Linked DNA regions of Homo sapiens: region 1 is linked to region 2. Evidence: chromatin contacts called from ENCODE Hi-C or POLR2A ChIA-PET data. All regions are on one chromosome and are shown on one strand. Each heading gives the region's core, a stretch centred on a gene start or an enhancer-like site at or near the end of the contact. The rest is flanking DNA. Distances are from core to core; before and after follow the strand shown. Region 1 holds the start of LINC00471 (long intergenic non-protein coding RNA 471). Region 2 holds the start of GPR55 (G protein-coupled receptor 55).

Evidence for each region. Hi-C counts contacts between places; a loop is a spot of excess contacts on that map. ChIA-PET counts read pairs that join two places held with the same protein, here RNA polymerase II (POLR2A). Pooled maps may share reads with other maps.
Region 1: a pooled map shows a loop between it and region 2 (4-fold over the local background). The contact joins the promoter of LINC00471 here to the promoter of GPR55 in region 2. A Hi-C loop is called at or near these places in 2 of 50 pooled maps. POLR2A ChIA-PET finds 5 or more read pairs at or near these places in 2 of 52 experiments (GM12878 and naive thymus-derived CD4-positive, alpha-beta T cell).

Annotation. Positions count from the first base shown.
Region 1 is chr2:231,511,620-231,516,940 of GRCh38, reverse strand. LINC00471 (long intergenic non-protein coding RNA 471) reads left to right here and starts at 2,564. Exons shown (of 5, transcript NR_199863.1): 1 at 2,564-2,844; 2 at 3,309-3,414. RefSeq lists a silencer at 2,332-2,551 and enhancers at 2,662-2,841, 2,412-3,221.
Region 2 is chr2:230,922,066-230,927,471 of GRCh38, reverse strand. It overlaps GPR55 (G protein-coupled receptor 55), which reads left to right and starts at 2,230. Exons shown (of 2, transcript NM_005683.4): 1 at 2,230-2,304. RefSeq lists a silencer at 794-973 and enhancers at 1,194-1,423, 2,244-2,293, 2,414-2,533, 2,097-2,885.

The DNA.
Region 1 (5,321 bases), core at 1,315-3,814, 590 kb before region 2:
TTTTTTTTTTTTTTTTTGGTAGAAATGAGATCTCGCTGTGTTGCCCAGGCTGGTCTCAAACTCCTGGCTTCAAGCAGGAGGATCCCTTGACCCCAGGAGTTCAAGACCAGGCTGGGCAACATGGCAAAAGTCCATCTCTACAGAAACAACAACAACACCCCCCCCAAAAAAAACCCCAAAAATTAACCAATGCATGCCTGTGGTCCCAGCTACTCAGGAGGCTGAGGCGGGAGGATTGCTTGAGCCTGGGAGGTCAAGGCTGCAGTGAGCCATGATGGCACCACTGCACTCCAGCCTGGGTGAGAGCAAGTTCTTGTCTCAAACAACAACAACAACAACAAAAAACTCCCAAAATTTGCAATAAAGATTAACGTATATGTCTCTCCAGCAGTTTGAATGCTCTCTATGTTAGACACATGCAAGTGGATTTGCTAAAGGAAGGAATGAGTATTTTTACCTTTACTAAAACTGCCAAATTTCTCTCCAAGTGTTTGTAACAATTTGCCCTTTTACCAGTTTCTCCACAATCCCCAAACACTCGTAATTTCTGTCACTCTGACAGATAAAGTATCTTATTAAGTTGCATTTCCCTAATGGTTGTATAGTTGAGCATGTCTTCATTCTTTGCCACTCAAATTTCTCCTGAAAATGGCTTTTCATATCCTTCAGCCATTTTTGTTTTTTTCTTGATTTGTATTTCATTCATATTACAATATTAAATTTGTTTTGTATATGTTACAAATATTTCTAATTTGTTCCTTATGTTTTAAACTGGTTTATAGAAACTCCTGCATCCAGCAGTTGTAAATTGTAATGTGGTCAAATCTGTCATCATTTCGTTGGTAGGGGAGAAAATATTTTCCTCTCCCATCTTAAGGGTTATGGCTGACACCCCTATAACAAGGTTAATGAGAGAAAGGCATAACAAATTTAAAGTCTTATGTGACACAGGAACCTTAAGAAACGAAGACCCCATGACCTAAAGAAAACTGTATTTTTATGCTAAGTCTGATGAAAGAAGTAGATAGTTGTGCAGAAACATGATTGGACAAAAGGGGCATCATCTAATGGTCATACATAGGGGTGGGAGGAGACTTCGGCATGGCCCGTTTGCTCAGATTCTTTCTTGCGTCTCTGCATGACACTTCTCCTCCCCAGGTATGGCACAAGACTCCTCTGGAATGAGGGTCTTACAACCTACTTCACATGAGGTAGGCCAGTGAATTCCTTTATGACCCTGCTTTATGGGAGGGAGCAGATTACTTACAGAGACCTTGCTTCTGTGGTTTTCTCAACTGCCAAGGTGCCATATTTTGGCACATTTATGGATTTTGCTTGTGACTTATCCTGTCCTTGTTATTGATTTTAATAATACTTCCTGGCAGGGAGTGGTGATTCAATTTGCTAATACTTTATTTGAACCCTGCATCTGTTCTTAAATGAAATGGGCTTTTGCCTTTTCTTCAGTTGTTCTTGATCAGATATATATAATATTTTCTTAAAATATTTGGGCTAATCTCATAAAGTTAGCTAGGTAACAAGAGTTTGGTGAGGTACCAAATCTAAAACAGGTAGGCAGATTGTTTTTTCTATTCTCATTCTTTCCCAGTTTGGGTCTTTCTGAAGCTAGGATAAGGCCAGGGCTCCTTACTCAAGATCACCCTTCCCTATCCCCTAAAAACACACACAATATCCCCAAAGTGTCACTGTTCAAGTTCCAACATGGGGCTAACTCCGAGGAGCTTGATCCTCCTACTGGGGCTACTGGTGTTAATGGCCATGAGGCCTTGTGAGAGCACATGTTCATGACAGTCCAACTCAAAAAACTACGAGAGTATTAAGTGATGGAGAATTAAACCTTAACTACCGAGCCTCAACTTCTTTAAATGAAAAATGAAACTTTTACCATCTAAGTCACACGTGTGTTTTGAGACGTCCATGATAAAATTTTGAAAAAGCACCCAGTACGCTGGGTGGCACAAACACGCAGCGGGCGAGGGCCCCTACAGCAGCGACAGCCTTAACGGAGAGACCCTCAGCTGTCGTCTCAGTGCCTCCTTCACGGCTGGAAACGGCGAGGACGCTAACATAGCCCTCACTGGGCGGGACGCGACTTAAACGGTTTAACGACCCCGAGCGCTGGGGTCCGTAACGGCGCCGACACACGCGCCCTTACGGACTGGTCGCTTTTAACGAGTGCTATTCACTTTCCGACTGCCCCTCCGCCATGGAGCGTCGCACCGCGTGACCGTCACCAACTCCTCGAACTCTGGGGCACCTCGGCCTTCTCCCGCGCCAACCTGGCGCGAAGACCTGGGACACCGCGCGCACCTGGACCAGCGAACCCAAAACCCCGCCTCCCGCGCTAGACCGCAGCAAAATGTCCGCTCCACGCGCAGGCGCAGCACGTGCGGCCCCCCCTCCACCCCGGCTCAAGACTCACGCCCCCAGGCTCCCGCACCGCCCGCCCCTCCCAGGGTCGCGGCTCAGGATTGGTTCAGGGGTTGCGCGGGCTCTGATTGGGCGAGGCGGAGTCACCAGGGCGCCGTATCTTTACGTGGCCGTCTTCCCCGCGCGCCTTGGATCTGGGGCAATAGCTGAGAGGGCGTCACCAGCGTGTCGGCGCCTGCGGTTTTCTTCGGGCTGTCCCCAGGCGTCGTGCCCGCGTCCGTCACGCGCGGTGGCTTGCAGGGGCGCACCGCGACAGCCTTAAAGGAAAACCTGTTAGGGACAAGGGCTGCTGTGGGCAGCGAGGGTTATAGACTCATGTGTGTTCTGAATTCTGGTGGGGGTAGTGATGGACGCTGACCCAGTTCACAGAATTATCTGACTGGCGAAGTAAAGGTACTTGAATTGCAGGTACTGTTTTTGGCCCTTTGTCCCCTGTATTTTGGCCCAATGTGCTTCCATTTGAGTAGTCTGTAGTGGAACTATATATATATTTTTTAAACAGTTACTTGAAAACACGTGACGGATCAGAATGAGAGGAATAGGAAGGAATTCCTGGGAATTTGTCTTTTTTTTTTTTTTTTTTTTTCTTAAGGAGTTTCCACTTATCGATTGTGGCAAAAGAAGAGGTATGGGAGACCTCACCTACAACATCAAAAATCACCTTTTGTATTTGTTTTTCTGTTCGCTGGTGTGAGTAAAAGATACCAAATGAAAATTAAAAGTTAAGATGAGGCCTAACATAAGTTTATTCCAAATGCCAGTTTACTGTTGGAAATACCAGAGACAAAACGTGCCTGGCTTGGAATGTGTGAAGGCCTTGTCATGTGCCTAATAATAATCTTGTCTATTTTGAGCAGGAAAAAAGGTCAAGGTGAACTGAAGAAAATAAGTCTTTCCCCAAAGGAGGTAGAAGATGGGGAAGATGAGATGTCAGAAGCTAAGGACAATGGCAGTAGAGATGAGGTAATTATATGTACAGAGTTGAGCAGAGTAGAATTTATTATTAATGCCAACAATTAAAATCCAGAGTAAAGCAGTTAAACTGCATTGTTTAATCTCAAAAGTTGGCCGGGCTGGGTGGCCGTCGCCTGTAATCCCAGCACTCTGGGAGGCAGAGGAGGGTGGGTCGCTTAAGCTCAGGAGTTTGAGACCAGCCTGGGCAACATCGTGAAACCCGTCTCTACTAAAAATACAGAAATTAGCCGAACGTGGTGTCTCCCACCTGTAGTCCCAGCCACTCGGGAGGCTGAGGCAGGAGAATTGCTTGAACCCGGGAGGCGGAGGTTGTAGTGAGCGTGCCACTGCACTGCAGCCTGGGAGACAGAGTCGGTCTCAAAGCAAAAAAACAAAAACAAAAACAAAAAACACAAACCTCAAAAGTGCTATTGCAAACACTTTTCAACTAGTATTACAAGTCCACACTAAACTGGATACCAAAACCTGACCAGGTCATTTTGAGAAATCACAGACCACTCTCTCTTTAATGAGCATAGATACAAAAATTCCAGAAATATTAGCAAATTGAATATCAATGTTATGCAAAGAGTAATACATCATAATGTATCGTGACCAAGTGTGGGTTATTTTGGGAATGCCAAGGTGTTCTTTGTTTGTAAAGTGATACTGGTTTTCTGGTAATACTGGTTTAAATCTCTTCATTCTTTAAATTGATTCATTAAAATCCATTCATTTATGGCCCAGGAGGGCGGTGCTTTCCCTCAGCCCTGCCTGGCTGTTTTAAATTAAAAAATAAAAAAGAAAAAAAAAGTCTATTACTTTGTGTACCTGCCAAACATGTTTTCATATTTCTTCTTTTGACATAGTCCTCACTATGTTCTTCTGAGAGTCTCTCCTTTGGAATTTGAAAATAGATAGGTTTAAGTTGAGTCCTGAAAGAATTAAGGTGGGTTAGTGGGTACACAGCTAATGAATATGGAATGTTTCACATGTGCAGCCATTGTACAAGGGCTTTATGCCAGGGGTCCCCAAGCCCTGGGCCACAGACTGGTCTATGGCCTGTTATGAACCAGGCCGCACAGCAGGAGGTGAGTGGTGGGCAAGTGAGGGAAGCTTCATCTGAATTTACAGCTGCCTCCCCATTGCTTGCATTACTGCCTGAGCTCCGCCTCCTGTCAGATCAGCTGCAGCAATAGCGTCTCATAGGAACACAGACCCTATTGTGAACTGCGCATGTGAGGAATCTAGGTTGTACGCTCCTTATGAGAATCTAATGCCTGATGATTTGTCACTGTCTCCCATCACCCCCAGATGGGACTGTCTAGTTGCAGGAAAACAAGCTCAGGGCACCCACTGATTCTACATTATGTTGAGTTGTATTTCATTATATATTACAATGTAATAACAGAAATAAAGTGCACAATCAATGTAATGTACTTGAATCATCCCTCTCCCCTCCCACCGGATGCATGAAAAATTGTCATCCACAAAACCGGTCCCTGGTGCCAAAAAGGTTTGGGACCACTGCTTTATACATTGGTTCATTTCATCCTCACTGTGACCGGGTTAGGTAGGCATCATATAGCTCCATTTTTTAGACAAGAAAGTGTGCTCGCTTCGGCAGCACATATACTAAAATTAGACAAGAAAGCAGATTTAGCCATTAACCAGCTTGCTCATGTTTCCAGAACTAGTAAGTGACAGCCAGGGTTATACATAGGTCTGCTGAATCCAAACCCCCTATACCTTCCCCATTCATTTCTCAGTCTTCTCCTAAGCAGCTTGTTCTGAGAGGCAGATAGCATTTATTTGTTGTCCATTTTGAGCAGCTGGTTGTGTGATAGAAACTTTCTTCAACCCTCTTCAGTCTAATTGTTTTAATTAATCAAATGTAAAAGTGGGTTTTGGGTGCC
Region 2 (5,406 bases), core at 981-3,480:
AGGCGAAAAGCTCGAGGGACAGGCCTGAGCCTTAGGACGGGGCCTTGGGCGAGTCCCTGCCTAGCCTTGCTCTTAGGAGCTCAAACCTTTGAGTCTCTCTGGAGACGTATCTTGGCAAGGGATCCCCCATATACCTTGGATATCCCCCAAGGTATCCAAGGGATACCCACAGGAGAGGGAGGTGGACAATGCCTTCTACTGCAGAGCAGCTCGTGTGGTCTCTAGCTTCTGTGTCAAAAGAGGGAGAAAATAAGAGCTCAGGTGTACACGGGCGGGCACAGAAACTCTGGAAGAAACTTAACAGTGGTGCCCTGGGGGGTAGGTGAGAGCTGGATTTAGGAGTGGGACAGATATTTTCCTATATGTGTTTACATATGTATTTGAATCATGTGCATGTTTTCAAAAATTTAAAAATTTAAAAATTTTAATATTGCAACAGCAATAAAGTAGAAATATTCATTTCTTAAAAGAAGGTAGCCAGGGCCGGGAGCGGTGGCTCACATCTGTAATCCTAACACTTTGGGAGGCCGAGGTGGGTGAATCACGAGGTCGGGAGTTCAAGACCAGCCTGACCAACATGGTGAAACCTTGTCTCTACTAAAAATACGAAAAAAGTTAGTCGGGCCTGGTGGCACAAGCCTGTAATCCCAGCTACTCAGGAGGCTGAGGCAGGAGAATCACTTGAACCCGGGAAGTGGAGGTTGCAGTGAGCCAAGATAGTGCCACTGCACTGCAGCCTGGGCAACAGAGCGAGACTCTGTATCAAAAAAAAAAAAAAAAAAAAAAAAAGAAGGTAGCCAGAATGGGAGTAGACAAGGCTCCCTTTGAGAAGGGGCTGAGCAGAGACACTGCTCCCTGCAGGCCACTCAGTGTGGATGCCTTCCTGGGGCCTCACATTGCAGGCTCTGGGTATGGAGGTGGGTGCCAGACACCGGTGTGTTTCCTCCCTGCTACTGTCCCAGCAGGCTCCTGGCCTCCTCCCGCACCCAGGGTGCGGGCCTGGCTGCCCCCCCTTGCCCAGTAGCCAGCCTTTGGCTTAGATTGGGCTGGTGGCCCAGTAGGGGGGCCTCGCTGGGGGCAGGACTGCCCTGTGCCCTGTCTTGGCACCCAGGCCAGCTTGGGGCTCCACGGCCTGGAGCAGGCAGTGGACTTGGCACTGCCCATCGCACAAGCCCAGGTGAGAGCTTAAAAGTTGTCATGGTTCCATCAACCTCTTCACCAGACAGTGGGAAGACCCAGCTCCAGAGGGCCAGGTGGTTCCCCTGCAGTGACTTGCAAGGTGTTATTTACAGAGGGGACCCATGTGTTGGATGAATCATCCAAAAAACCCAGGAGTAGTTTCTATTCCTGTAGACACCTGAAAGTCCCAGCACGCATAGCTTTTAAAAATTGCTTGTGTTTGGTCCTCCGACAGGGCCTCCCAGCACCTCCAGGGCATGAGAGCTGCATCTGCCGGGGTAGTTTCAGCCCAGACTTTCCTGATGGGCTGGAATCTATGAGGGCTCCCAGCTAAGAGCCACCCAGGCCCACGGGTGAGTCTCAGCCCTCCCAGCCCTGAAGGTGGGAGATGCCAGGGAAATCTCTGCTTGCAGGGCCCTAGGAAGCCACAGGCCCAAGGCTGCCCCAAATCTCTGTGCAGGCCTGGGACAGAGAAGCCGAGGCTGGGGAACCTGTGGGGCCCCACTGACCATTCTTGCAGACACACATGCAGTGGCTGAGGTCTCCTCCGACGCTAGGCACGCAAGTCCTAACCTGCAAGTACTAAATAGCACCACCTTCCTTTCCTTTCTGTGGGCAGCAGTTTCAAATCCTAAACCCCCAAAGTGCTGGAAGCCACGACGGCCCTTGGCAGGTGCTGAGAATGGCTGCCCCTGTGTGGTGCCCCTGTTAGGGTGTCTGGGGTGCGTAGGAGGCTTCCTCCTCCAGAGGCTTCCCAGGGCTTGACACATGCAGTGTGATTTTTGGCTTTTTGGTTTTTTGTTTTGTTTTTTGGAGCTGCGGGAGGGGGGCGTGCAGATCTTCCAAGAGGGCGGGAGAGTGTAGACCCTCCTCCTGGAAACTGCTCCCCATGTCCACACTCTAGTTCCACACAGCCTCTCTGTAGACCCCAGAGCAAGAGCCCCTAAGCCAGACAGGGTGACACTGGAGCGGCTCAAAGAGCATCTGGTCCCACCCCTTTATTTCACTCACAAGGAAGTCGAGACCCAGAGAGGGGAAGTGACTCTCCCCAGAACAGGCTGACAGCCAGGCCTGGAGGAGAAATGACATCTCTCAGCCCTCTCAGCTGCACCGGACCACCAACAGGTAACAGCCTCTGGGCCATTTAGAGAAACTAAGGCACGGAGCCTCCAACCTGACCTTGCTCTTGTGGACTGCAGGTAACTCTCCTAAGATCAGTGGGGCTTGTGTGGGCCTGGGCTTTGTGCACACCTGTCCCAACTCAGCGAGCAGTCCCAGGTGTCAGGGCAGCGGCAGCCTCCAGGCAGCCTCCGTGACAGCAGCAGCGGCAGGCAGACCTGGTTTGTCCCCGATTACGAGTGACATTTTTCTACGAACCCTCAACTTCCTCCTGATCTGACTCAGGGTTGCAGCATCATGTCGGGTCGGGAAACCTCCCCATAGGCAGCCTGGGAGCCTTCCCGGGGCATGTAGCTCACGTGCCACCGCCCTCCACCAAGCCCGCCGCCCATTCCCCAGAATCTTGTTGGGAAACCACCAAGCGCCCGAGATGACACACTCTCAGGGATCATCCTGCAGCCCTGAGCAAGTGCTTACTGGGGACCAGAAGGAGCCTGGGAGCCCAGGCTCACCCACTCACCAGCTGCGTAATTTCTCTAGCCTCCGTTTACCTCTCTGGGGCATGAGGCAATACACGGTTTCTTCCTCACGGGGCGCTCAAGGGCAGTAAATGATGGAGAGGAAAGCCCTGGTTGCTATCCTACATTATAGCTGCATTGTTCTCTAACCCTAGCCAAGTGTCTCTTGGAGAGGCTGGGCGGGAAGACACAGCAGCACTTAGAACCCTGAACATTCTAGATTCTTCCCTGAGAGTGAGAACACAAAGTCAGGACATGTCTGGCTGGCCTGGCTTCACCTGGGCTTTGTGCTGCCCGAGGCAGTGGGGATGAGAGGACAGGGCAGGGCAAAGTGCCGCCCACAGCTCTGTGGAAGGCAAGGTTTGCCTTTGGTTCTGAGCGGCTGTCCCAGCTGTAAAGGGAGCACCAGTCACTGTGGAGCTGCAGCAGACCTGGCCATTTGTTCCGTCATTTCTTCACCCCCTCTTTCATGCAATAAGACCTTCCCAACGACAAACTGTATGTGAGGCTCGGTGATAAAGGTGAAAGGGACATGGTCCTGGTCCTGGGGTTGCTGGAGGACAGCAGGGACACGCTCCCCCTGGGATACACAGAGGACTTTTCAAGGCACCCACTCAGGACTGCACTGGGAAAACCACATCAGATGATGTGGGTGAACCTGGGAAGTGGGCATTTCAAGGAAGAGGTGGGATTTTTAGCAGTGGAGGAGAGAGTCCAAGGAGAAAGAGGAGCATGAGCATGCAAAGAAGTGAGGAGGGGGCTTGGCAACTCCTGGATCCCAGATGCTCTTGCTTGTGATGCTGATGGGGGCCAGGGTGAGCGAGGAGGAGAGACTCAGAACATGAGTTCCAGCTGGTCCCTCACGGCCTTTTTGACCTTGGGTAGAATCTTTAACATCTCTAAGCCTTACTGTCCTTATCTGTAAAATGGGCATAATTAGGGCAATCTCCTAGGAGTGTCCTGAGTTCCCATCGTAGATCACTGAGCACACTGCTGGCCACCTTTCACGTCCCCAAGCCGGCCCCTCCCCTCTCCCAGCCCCACTCCAACCCCCCAGCCCAAGCTCCAGCAACATTCAGGCATTGGGGAGATTGTGGTCATGTGCTCTGTCCCCTCTGTGTCCTGTTCCTTCTTCTATCGTGGCCCCCAGAAGCCCAGCTCAGGCACAGGCGGATGACTTTATTCACACTATGGTGTTACTGGTGGATACGCTGTGTATTCTAACTGCGGCATTTTTGGGGGAGTATTCCAGGGCTCCTCAAATCCATCCCTGCGGCTGTGCCAATGCTGCTTTTTTAGGCTCTGGCCCTGCCATCTCTGAGGTGGCTCACGCTGCAATGCTCTGTGCAGATAACAGCCTGGCAGCTGCAGGAAGGGCCACCTTCTCAGTTGCAACCCTCCTTAGGGTTGTGATCTTCTTGTTGCTTGTGTTCTCTGGAAAGTCCAGGCCACAGAGGGAAGAAAGGTAGGTCTGGTGTGGAGCCACATAGCTGGGTTTCGAGGTCTCAGCTGTGCAGGCAAAGCCACAGGGCTGCCGCAAGTGGGACACTGGATCCTTGAGGGTGTGGGCGGATGAGGGTACCATGGACCACTGGCAGTTGCGGGAATCCCAGCTGCAGAATGTGTAGAGTCAGCAATTAAGAACCAGCACAGGCCGGGTGCTCGGGCTCACGCCTGTAATCCCAGCAGTTTGGGAGGCAGAGGCAAGAGGATTGCTCGATCCCAGAAATTTGAGGCCAGCCTGGGCAACACAGTAAGACCTTGTCTCTACAAAAAATAAAAAATTAGGCCAGGAGCGATGGCTCACACCCGTAATCCCAGCACTTTGGGAGGCAGGTGGATCACCTGAGGTCGGGAGTTCGAGACCAGCCTGACCAACATAGAGAAACGCTGTATCTACGAAAAATACAAAATTAGCCGGGCGTGGTGGCACATGCCTGTAATCCCATCTACTCAGGAGCCTGAGGCAGGAGAATTGCTTGAACCTGGGAGGCAGAGGTTGCAGTGAGCCGAGATCACACCATTGCACCCCAGCCTGGGCAACAAGAGTGAAACTCCATCTCAAAAATAAATAAATAAATAAAAATAAATTTTAAAATCAAAAAATAAAAAATTAATTGGGTATGGTGATGCATGCCTGTAGTCCCAGCTACTCGGAGGGCTGAGGTGGGAGGATTGCTTGAGCCTGGGAAGTTGAGGTTGCAGTGAACCTCAATTGTGCCACTGCACTCCAGCCTGGGTGACAAAGCAAGATGCTAACTTAAACAAACAAACAAATCAGCACATTGAGGCCAGGGCTCCGGGCTCGGGGCTGAGCAGGGCCTTGAGGATGGAAGAAATGAGACGGAAACCCCCAAGCAGAGGGAGCCAGGAGGAGAAGCAAGGCCTCTGTGCTCCACCCCAGTCCCTTTCCACACGTCACATACTTTCTCTCCTTTTCACCAAACATTGGAAAACAGCCTTATATTGAAAGGAGATTCTACTTCAGGGTTAAAAATCAACAAACAAAAACACCCTTCAGTAAGACACGGCTGTGTGCATGAATTCCCTCTACAGCACCCTGGATAAGCACATAGCCCTGCCTTTGCTT